Regions from separate parts of the Homo sapiens genome. Here region 2 is linked to region 1. The links are chromatin contacts, found by Hi-C or POLR2A ChIA-PET in ENCODE. All regions are on one chromosome and are shown on one strand. Each heading gives the region's core, a stretch centred on a gene start or an enhancer-like site at or near the end of the contact. The rest is flanking DNA. Distances are from core to core; before and after follow the strand shown. Region 1 overlaps PLCB1 (phospholipase C beta 1). Region 2 overlaps PLCB1 (phospholipase C beta 1).

Region 1 (4,221 bases), core at 971-3,470:
TTGCAGTGAGCCGAGATTGCACCACTGCACTCCAGCCTGGGTGACAGGGGAGACTCTGTCTCAAAAAACAAAAACAAAAACATAGACCTCATGAGAATTCGTTCGCTATCACGAGAACAACATGAGGGAAACTGCCCCCATGATTCATTTATCTCCACCTGGTCCTGCCCTCAACACATGGGGATCATTACAATTCAAGGTGAGATTTGGGTGGGGACACAGAACCAAACTTATCAGGAAGTGCATGAGCTAGGGCTTGTTTTTGTAATCAAAAGCAAACACTGTGCAGTCCCTTAGCCACCTGGACATTCCAATGAGTCCTGAACTAGTCCTCTGTTAATTAGTAATTGGCTAAAAAATGAAAATAGTTAAAAGCAAGCACTAGGCATCTTGGGCCTAGACATTCTTCTTAGATTTCACTTCATCTATATCAACTGTAACAGTACCTGACAAAGCAGGTTTTAAAAAAATATATATTTATTTATTTATTTTCTGGTTATTCTTCTTTAAAATTTTACTTTAAGTTCTAGGATACATGTGCAGAACATGCAGGCTTGTTACATAGGTATACATGTGCCATGGTGGTTTGCTGCACCTATCAACCCATCATCTAGGTTTTAAGCCCTGCATGTATTAGGTATTTGTTTTATGTGCTTTTCATTTGCCTTCCCATTTTCTTTTTAAATTTCTTTCAGTCTTCAGGGATTGTGTCTTTCCCATCCTCACTGCTTCACTGAAAATCATTTGCTGGGAAATGTTAAATAGCTTATTTTCTTGGCATCCAATATTTCGCAGTGGTTACTTCTTGATCAACATTCAGAGCTCAGTAAAGCACTTTAACTTATTCTACTAATATTTATTGAAAGCTCACCTGTGTCAGACACAAAGTTAGGCTTGAGAACATGGAACATAAAATTAAGTAATACCAAATACAACCACTGTTCTCACGGAGCTTACAGCCTAGAGTTAAGACTGTAGATATGAATAAATATAAGATTATAAGTAGAAATAAGTGATCTGAAATACAGAGATTTGGTTCTATTGAATATATACATATAGAGATAGACAGATAGATGAATAGATGGATAGATAATAGACAAAAACATAGATAGTAGATAATAGAAGAAAAAGAAAGAAGAAAAGAAAGAGAGAGAGGGAGGGAGGGAGGAAGTAAGAAAGGAAGGAAGGATAGAAAGATAGATGATGGAAAGAAAGAACAAATTAATGAAAACAGGATGAAAGAAGAAAAGGAAGGAAAGAAAGAAGGGGAGGGAGGGGAAGGGAAGGGAAGGGAGGAAGGAAGGAAAGAAGGAGAGAGACAAAAGAAAGAAAGAAACAAAGAGAAAGAAAAAATGATGGAAGGAAGGAAGACGAAAGAAAAACAAAGAAAGAAAGAAAAAATGAAAGAAGGAAGGAAGGGTGAAAAAGAGGAAGAGGGGAGGGAGGGAAGGAAGGAAGGAAGGAAGGAAAGAAAATGGGAAGAAAGAAAGCTAATGGTGAGAAAGGAAAAAAAGAGAAAGAGAGAAAGAAAGAAGGAGAGAATGGAAAAAAAGAAAAGGAAGGAAGAAGGGAAGGGAGGAAGAAAGGGAGGAAGGGAGGGAGGAAGGTAGGAAGGGAGGTCCCTGGACCAGGAGTGTGTGGGTGGTGAGGAAGGCTTCTCTGAGGAACTAGCACTTGAGATATGAAGGTGGAGGAAAAGTATAACTAAGGGAAGAGATGGGAGAAGAGAAGCATTCTCAGTAGAGGGGATCTCTTCCTCCCAGAGAAGAGGAGACTTAGAACAAATGGTCTGTAGAAGTGAGTGGGGCTAGAGCATGTAGAGCCTTCAAGGTCCTGCATAAGGATTTTGATATTTATACTAAAAGCAATGAAAGTGATTGCAGGTTTTTAAACCTAGGACTCACTTGATATACTAGTTAATCTGGAAACATTGCTCTCAATGTAGGTGGAGAAAACACTGGAGAGGAGCATGAATGAAGGATGGAGAGAACAGTGAGGAGGCCACTGTGGAATGTCAAGGTGGACTGACAAGTGGGGTAGTTGAGAAAGAGAAAAATGGATGGATCCAAAAATACAACAGGACAGAATGAATCCAGAAGTACTATTTCAGAACATAGAACGGGTTAGATATGGGCAATGAGGAAGAGGGAGGTAAAAAGGATACTGTCTAAGTTCCTTGCTTGCATAACTGGGTGGGTGGTGGTGACGTTATTTAGACTAAGGAGGTGATGCTTTTGTAATGCATTTGACATATGTCCCCACGCAGGACTAGTTTCCTGAGTCTCAGCTTGAGGTATTATGAGGAATAACTATCTGATCCAAATCTGTGGTGGACAATTAGATCATTCCTTTGATAATATCCATATCTGAAAATGCCATAATTGTTTATTTAAAAAAACAGTAGTCCCAAAGTCTGCCGTAGGGCTTCAGTGAACATTAGAGCGAGCCGTAAGATGACAGACTGAACACAGAAAACAAATTGCTTGATGCTTAGTAGCCTGAAGAAACAATGAGCTGGCTTTATTACAAGTTTGGGGAAATGAGAAAGTTTTGTGAAGTGATAGTCTGCCACTCTGGGTTCTTCAGAGAAGAATTCCTGTTATTATTCTAGAAATGTAAGCATTTGTTTTTATCAGTGGGCCATTTCACCAGTAACTGTTAACTAATGCCAAGCCTTGATTTCCAATTAAGAGGCGCAATTATAAATCTTCAGATACATGTAGCAAAATTATGCTCTCCAGAAACAGCAGAGCAGAGATAAGGCAAAGTCATTGCCAGAAGATAATATTTAGAAAAGCACAGATGAATTCAAAAGAACTCATTTATTATGATATTAAAAAAAACTCTTTTTGGAAAACAGAAATGTGATTTTTTTTTTTTTGTCAAGAGGGTTTATGATACTAGTCATTTCCTACAGACACACAGCTTGAAGAAAAACATCCAGAACACAACATTGGTAATGGTGTTTACTATAATATCATCAACTGATCATTTCAGCCACAGATCTGAGGTTTATCAGCTCTGTGCTGAATATACTTATTTTTGCAGCAAGGTCTGTTTATAGTGTGATTGTGCTTTAGAAACACAGGTTGCATTACATTACCTCCCCCCTAGAGCTTAAGTGTATGGTCTCAGTTTCCATAAAGAATCAGAGTGGCATTCTTGGTAGTATAAGAAAAATCTAAATCATGATGTTCTCTTAAAATACAGCTTAGGAACCAACTTATGAATGTATCATATATTAGAAAAATACCAGTGAAATATTCATCAGAGGGATTCATTGGTATCAATTAGAAATGATCACTGGACCAGGAAATCACAAATTTCAGTTTCTTTCTTTTTTTTTTTTTTTTTTTTTTTTTGAGATAGAGTCTTGTTCTTGTCATCCAGGCTGGAGTCAGTGGCGCGATCTCAGCTCACTGCAACCTCCGCCTCCTGGGTTCAAGCAATTCTCCTGCCTCAGCTTCCCAAATAACTGGGACTACAGGATACGCCACCATGCCCAGCTAATTTTTGTATTTTTATTAGAGACGGGGTTTCACCATATTGGCCAGGCTGGTCTCAAACTCCTGACCTCGTGATCCGTCCGCCTCGGCCTCCCAAAGTGCTGGGATTACAGGCATGAGCCACCGCGCCCAGCCAAGAATTTCAGTTTCTTATGTTCAACAATCTGCTAGATTTTTGCAATGATGGCATACAAAGAACACAATATTTATGTTTCTTCTCCAATGGTGATTCTGCCACCTTAAGCAAGTTACTTCTCTTTAGCCTTAATCCCTCTATGTAAAACTGGTATGATCTTACTCTTCTCACAAGCCTGTTTTGATTATTAAATAGAATAACATATGGTAAATGTGTGCCGTATAGAAGAAATAATAATGTTAGCTGTTCCACTAGCACCACTAAGTCAGCATGTCTTAAAAATACATCCACTATCTTTCACCCATGCACTCTTTCAGGGCTTTTTACTTTGGCTGGGAATTTGAGAGTCATCCTTGGTACTTTCTTCTTTCTCACCTCCCACATCCAGATGGTTTTAAGGTCCAGCCAATTTTTTGATACAATGTTATTTATATTCATTCATATCTGTCCAAACCTATAATCTACTACACTAGTTGAAATCCTCATTTTCTCTCCCCTAAATCATTGCATTTAGTTTTTAATTGGCCTTCCTACCACTGGTCTGTCCCAACATTAGTGCATACTCAACAGAGCTGCCAA
Region 2 (4,221 bases), core at 793-3,292, 120 kb after region 1:
GACCAATCTGACTTATGTGAAACCTTAGGATCTGGTATGTTGGACACATATAGGCATTCAATAAAACTTTATAGGAATGAAAAATAAAAAATAGAACAGAGACCGTATTTTCAAAAATGTTTAAATTCCAGAAGGAAGTGCAGACACAAAACTAACTAGAATGAATACATGAATTAACCAACTGTCAACTATCTTCCTGCCTCATTCAAAAAAATGGTACACACAATCACACCTATTGTGCTTTTTTGCTTAAGAATGGGAAATCAAACTCATAAGAATGAGAAAGAAAGAAACATGTTAGTCACAGAAACTAATCCTCACTGTGATTGAAAATCATCTTGTAGTTTTCTGGTAATAAGGGCAAAAAACAAACACATAATGGGTTGACTAATTCATGTTTTTTTAATAGAAAGAAATGTACTATTCTTCCAGAGAAAGAGCTTATCCCTTGGTGCTACCCATGACTCTTCTAGATGTCATACTGATAGAATTCAAAAATTTTGAGCATCTATGTACAAGTAGACATCATTTAAAGCACTCCTGGGGGCAATTCACAGTGTTTCATTATCAGATGGATGAAACCAATTGTCCATGAGGAGGAGGAGGAGGAGGATGAGGAGGAGGAGGAGGAAGAGGAGAAGGATACACTCGTCATTTACTGAACATTAACTCTATGCCAACTCCCTTTTATGTCCGTTATAAATTTTCTTATTTAATACTTGCAACAAACCTATGAGGCAGTTACTTTTATTACTTGCATTTACAACCCAGAAAACAGGCATGGGAGATTAGGGAACTTCCTAAGGGTCACTCAGATAGAGTGTGACATAAGCAAATTCACTCCACAGCAGGGGCTTTACTTTGCAATTCGCAGTTCCCCTCTTTATGGAAGATCTTCAGAAAGCATGAGCAAAAGCAGCTTCCACATTGCAAATCAAAAGAAGCCCACTCTCCCCAAACTTAAGCCCTCAGGCCCCTCATTAATAATTTTTCCCAAGATTTTTCTAGAATCCTTTCTTGTTCTACAGTTATTAGAAAGTTAAATTATACTTTACAGTTAATAGAAAGTTCACGGTTAAAACTTTACAGTTACTGGAAAGTTAAATTCCCAGACATTTTCAATTTTGCTCTTGATTTTGAAGTCTGAGGCTTTCCTCTTAATCAACTAACATGGCTAAGAGAGGACCGGATGCTGCAAGGAATTTGCTTCCTGTTGTAACTGTCCTCCCTAAAGCTAATTGTATTAATAAACCTTCCTGGTCTAATTAGAACTTTGGTGAACCTCTGCTGATAGTGCGGATCATCCTGAATCTGTTTGCTCTGGGAAACTGGCTCCAGCCAGGACTGATAAATGGATACCACGTGTGATCAAGAAACCTGCAGATAGCAAAGCCAGAGGGGGTCACACAATCCCACGGGCGCCACTGGCAGAAATCATCCAGGCATGGAGTTCAGTTAAATTTAACTCAGTACAGGAAATGTTTTCTACTCCAGCTGGATTTCTGCACCTTTGAGCTGTGAATTTAGATGGATGAGCAACAATCTCTCTCCTCCTTGTTTGGCTGGTGACTAGGCCGGACTGATCAAAGGTTTAATGTTGGCAACTTCAAATGCCACTTCTAAGTTTCTGTCGCTTTGATCCTGAAGAAAATAATTTCTTAGAAAAGAAAAAAACATGGGAATGAAAAACACTGGGTTAAAAAATAATACTGCTTCAGACCACAGCACATAATCATTTGGTAAAGCAGTTTCAAGTCCTGAGTTTTAGCATCTGCTAAGGATAGAATTTTCTCCCCCACTCCCAGATTCACATGTTAAAGCAGTAGTAGTTGGAGATAGGGTCTAGAAAGAAGTAATTAAGGTTAAATAAGGTCATAAGGGTGGGGCTCGGATAGAATAGGATAGGATAGGATTGGATTTATGTCCTTACAAAATGAGATGAGACAGCCAGGTGGGAAGAGGTCCTTGGAAAAACTCCAACCAGCCTGCACACTGGGAGGATTGCGCACTGGCATGGAGCCACGGGAGTTGGTGCTGTTTGCAGCGGGGGAAGCCTGGCCCCTCCTATTCCTGGGTGGAACCTGGGATTCAATCTTCAGGCAGGAAGCGCTGTAGCAGGGATTCTGGCCTTGCGGAGCGTCCCTGTTTCCCTCTTTCACCCAATAAACCCGGCCCTCCTCACGCTTCAGATTGTCTGCAAGCCAGATTTTTCGTGGCCATGTGATAAGGACCCCTGTCTTCAGCTGAACTAAGGAAAAATCCCACAACAGAGATATTAGAGAGACCTCCCAGCTCCCACCCCCACCACCACATACAAAGAAGAGGTCATCTGAGCACACAGTGACATGGTGGTTGCCGACAAGCCAAAAGAAGGAATGTTCTGAAACCTACCTTGCCAGCACCCAGATAGTGGACTTCCCAGCCTTCCAAACTGAAATGTTTGTTGTTTAAGCCACCTAATCTACAGCATTTTATTATGGCAGCCCAAGCAGACTAATACAGCATTCAAGCCCTTTCAACTCAAATTTTAAATTTTAGCTAATATTTTGATCTTTATAAGATTCTCACATAAAAACTCAGACCCCAGCGTAATTTTTGCTGACACTAAATTTTCTAGAAAACTTTACACTATTGTGTAGAATGTGTACACATACAGAAACCCAGAGATGTTCCCAATCAGACTTAATATTCAAGTCCCCCAATATTGCACATACCAAATACATGTCTATAATCCCTTACCATGATTCTGAAATCCTGAAACCTCTGAAAACCAAACATCCAGTCACAAATTTAGAGCAAACTCCTTTGGTGGCAAACCTTATTGGGAATAGATGTGAAACAATTTTTGGTATTTAAAAATTGCCTCTGGAGTGAAGTCAAACATTTGATACATTTTGTCCGAAAGAATTCTTTTCCCTCTCCCTCTCCTTCTGCTTCTGTTTCTGCTTCTTTTTCAAAAAAGCAAAAAAGGTTGGTGTTTCCATTCAGGGAAACAGCCTTACAGTGTAACTTGGCTATTCAGATCACTGTCATAATTAAGGCTTGTGTCCAACAGGCAACAGTGAAAATAGCCTCTTGTTAATTTTAGAGGTTTTATTTATTTACATGGAAAACTTCAACATTTGGGATAGTGCCTGAAGCTGACTAATTTTTTGATGCTTCAGTTTTCTTTTACACTTCGTTTGAGGCTTAGAATTAGTTGAAGAAGATGACAATGTAAGTTTGTTAATGTATAATATACTAATACATATTTAATTAATATCTGATTATATATTAATGCATATATAATAATAAAATATAAACCTCTTTAATACGTCAAACTACTAAAGATAAACCATAAGGAAAAACTTTTTAATTTCTCCTTTTTCTTCTTTTTTTTGAGACATGGTCTTGCTCTGTCACCCAGGCTAGAGCGCAAGTGGTGTGATCATAGCTCACTGCTGTCTCCTACTTCTGGGCTCAAGAGAGCCTCCTGCCTCAGCCTCCTGAGTAGCTAGGACTAAAGACACATAGCCACCATGCCAGGCTAATTTTTTAATTTTTAGTAGAGATGGGGTCTTGTTATGTTTCCTATAGGGGCTGGTATCAAACTCCTGGCCTCAAGTGATCCTCCCACCTTGGCCTCCCAAAGTGCTGGGATTACAGGCAAGAACCATGGTACCGGCTCTTCTTTCTTTTGATGAAGAATCAAAATAGGAAATTTCCATCATAATCAGCACTGCTGCAGTTAGGTTGGCCTATTCTTTGGAAGGAAACTTTCACATCAGAACCAGTCTTCCTCCTAACATCTCCCAACTAGGTTCATTAAACATATACCCATGAGACTTGCATTCTCAGCCATACTTGGGGCCCATCCTGTTCCCAGGCAAGGTAACACTGAGATCTGCAGTCTCCTGATGCATCAGCTTAGCCTGCTATTTCCAACCATGCTTTGTTCCCAGTTTTCCTGAAACATTTCAGCCTTAAAACTGACCCGGGAAGAGCATCTGTTCTCCTGACCTCAATCATTATGTACAGATTTTGCATTACCTGAGGCCTCTCCCTGTCCCCTAGGTCTTCGTGATCACTTCTGTCCTCTCTAATTATGTAGATGTTCTTCCATCTTGGACTCAGCTTTGATTTTTTTTGCTAATGTAACTCAAAATCAGGGCACATTTTCCCATTTCCTTCATGGGCTTATCTTCTAGTTTCAGATCTATCTGTAGATTCACACCCAGTCAC

Evidence for each region. Hi-C counts contacts between places; a loop is a spot of excess contacts on that map. ChIA-PET counts read pairs that join two places held with the same protein, here RNA polymerase II (POLR2A). Pooled maps may share reads with other maps.
Region 2: a pooled map of heart left ventricle shows a loop between it and region 1 (2.0-fold over the local background). The contact joins two enhancer-like sites. A Hi-C loop is called at or near these places in 1 of 168 maps with a recorded cell type or tissue (OCI-LY7) and 3 of 50 pooled maps. POLR2A ChIA-PET finds 5 or more read pairs at or near these places in 2 of 52 experiments (MCF 10A and OCI-LY7).

The regions. Positions count from the first base shown.
Region 1 is chr20:8,545,455-8,549,675 of GRCh38, reverse strand. The region is part of intron 3 of PLCB1 (phospholipase C beta 1); the gene reads right to left. Among named protein-coding and RNA genes, the nearest start is that of RNU105B, 280 kb to the left of the region's middle. Within about 2 kb of position 2,220, at least 2 of the 41 ENCODE cell types and tissues checked have a DNase peak (open chromatin) inside an H3K27ac peak, as active enhancers do.
Region 2 is chr20:8,430,117-8,434,337 of GRCh38, reverse strand. The region is part of intron 3 of PLCB1 (phospholipase C beta 1); the gene reads right to left. LOC124900459 (a long non-coding RNA gene) reads right to left here. Exons shown (of 2, transcript XR_007067518.1): 2 at 1-4,221. Among named protein-coding and RNA genes, the nearest start is that of PLCB1-IT1, 180 kb to the right of the region's middle. Within about 2 kb of position 2,042, at least 12 of the 41 ENCODE cell types and tissues checked have a DNase peak (open chromatin) inside an H3K27ac peak, as active enhancers do.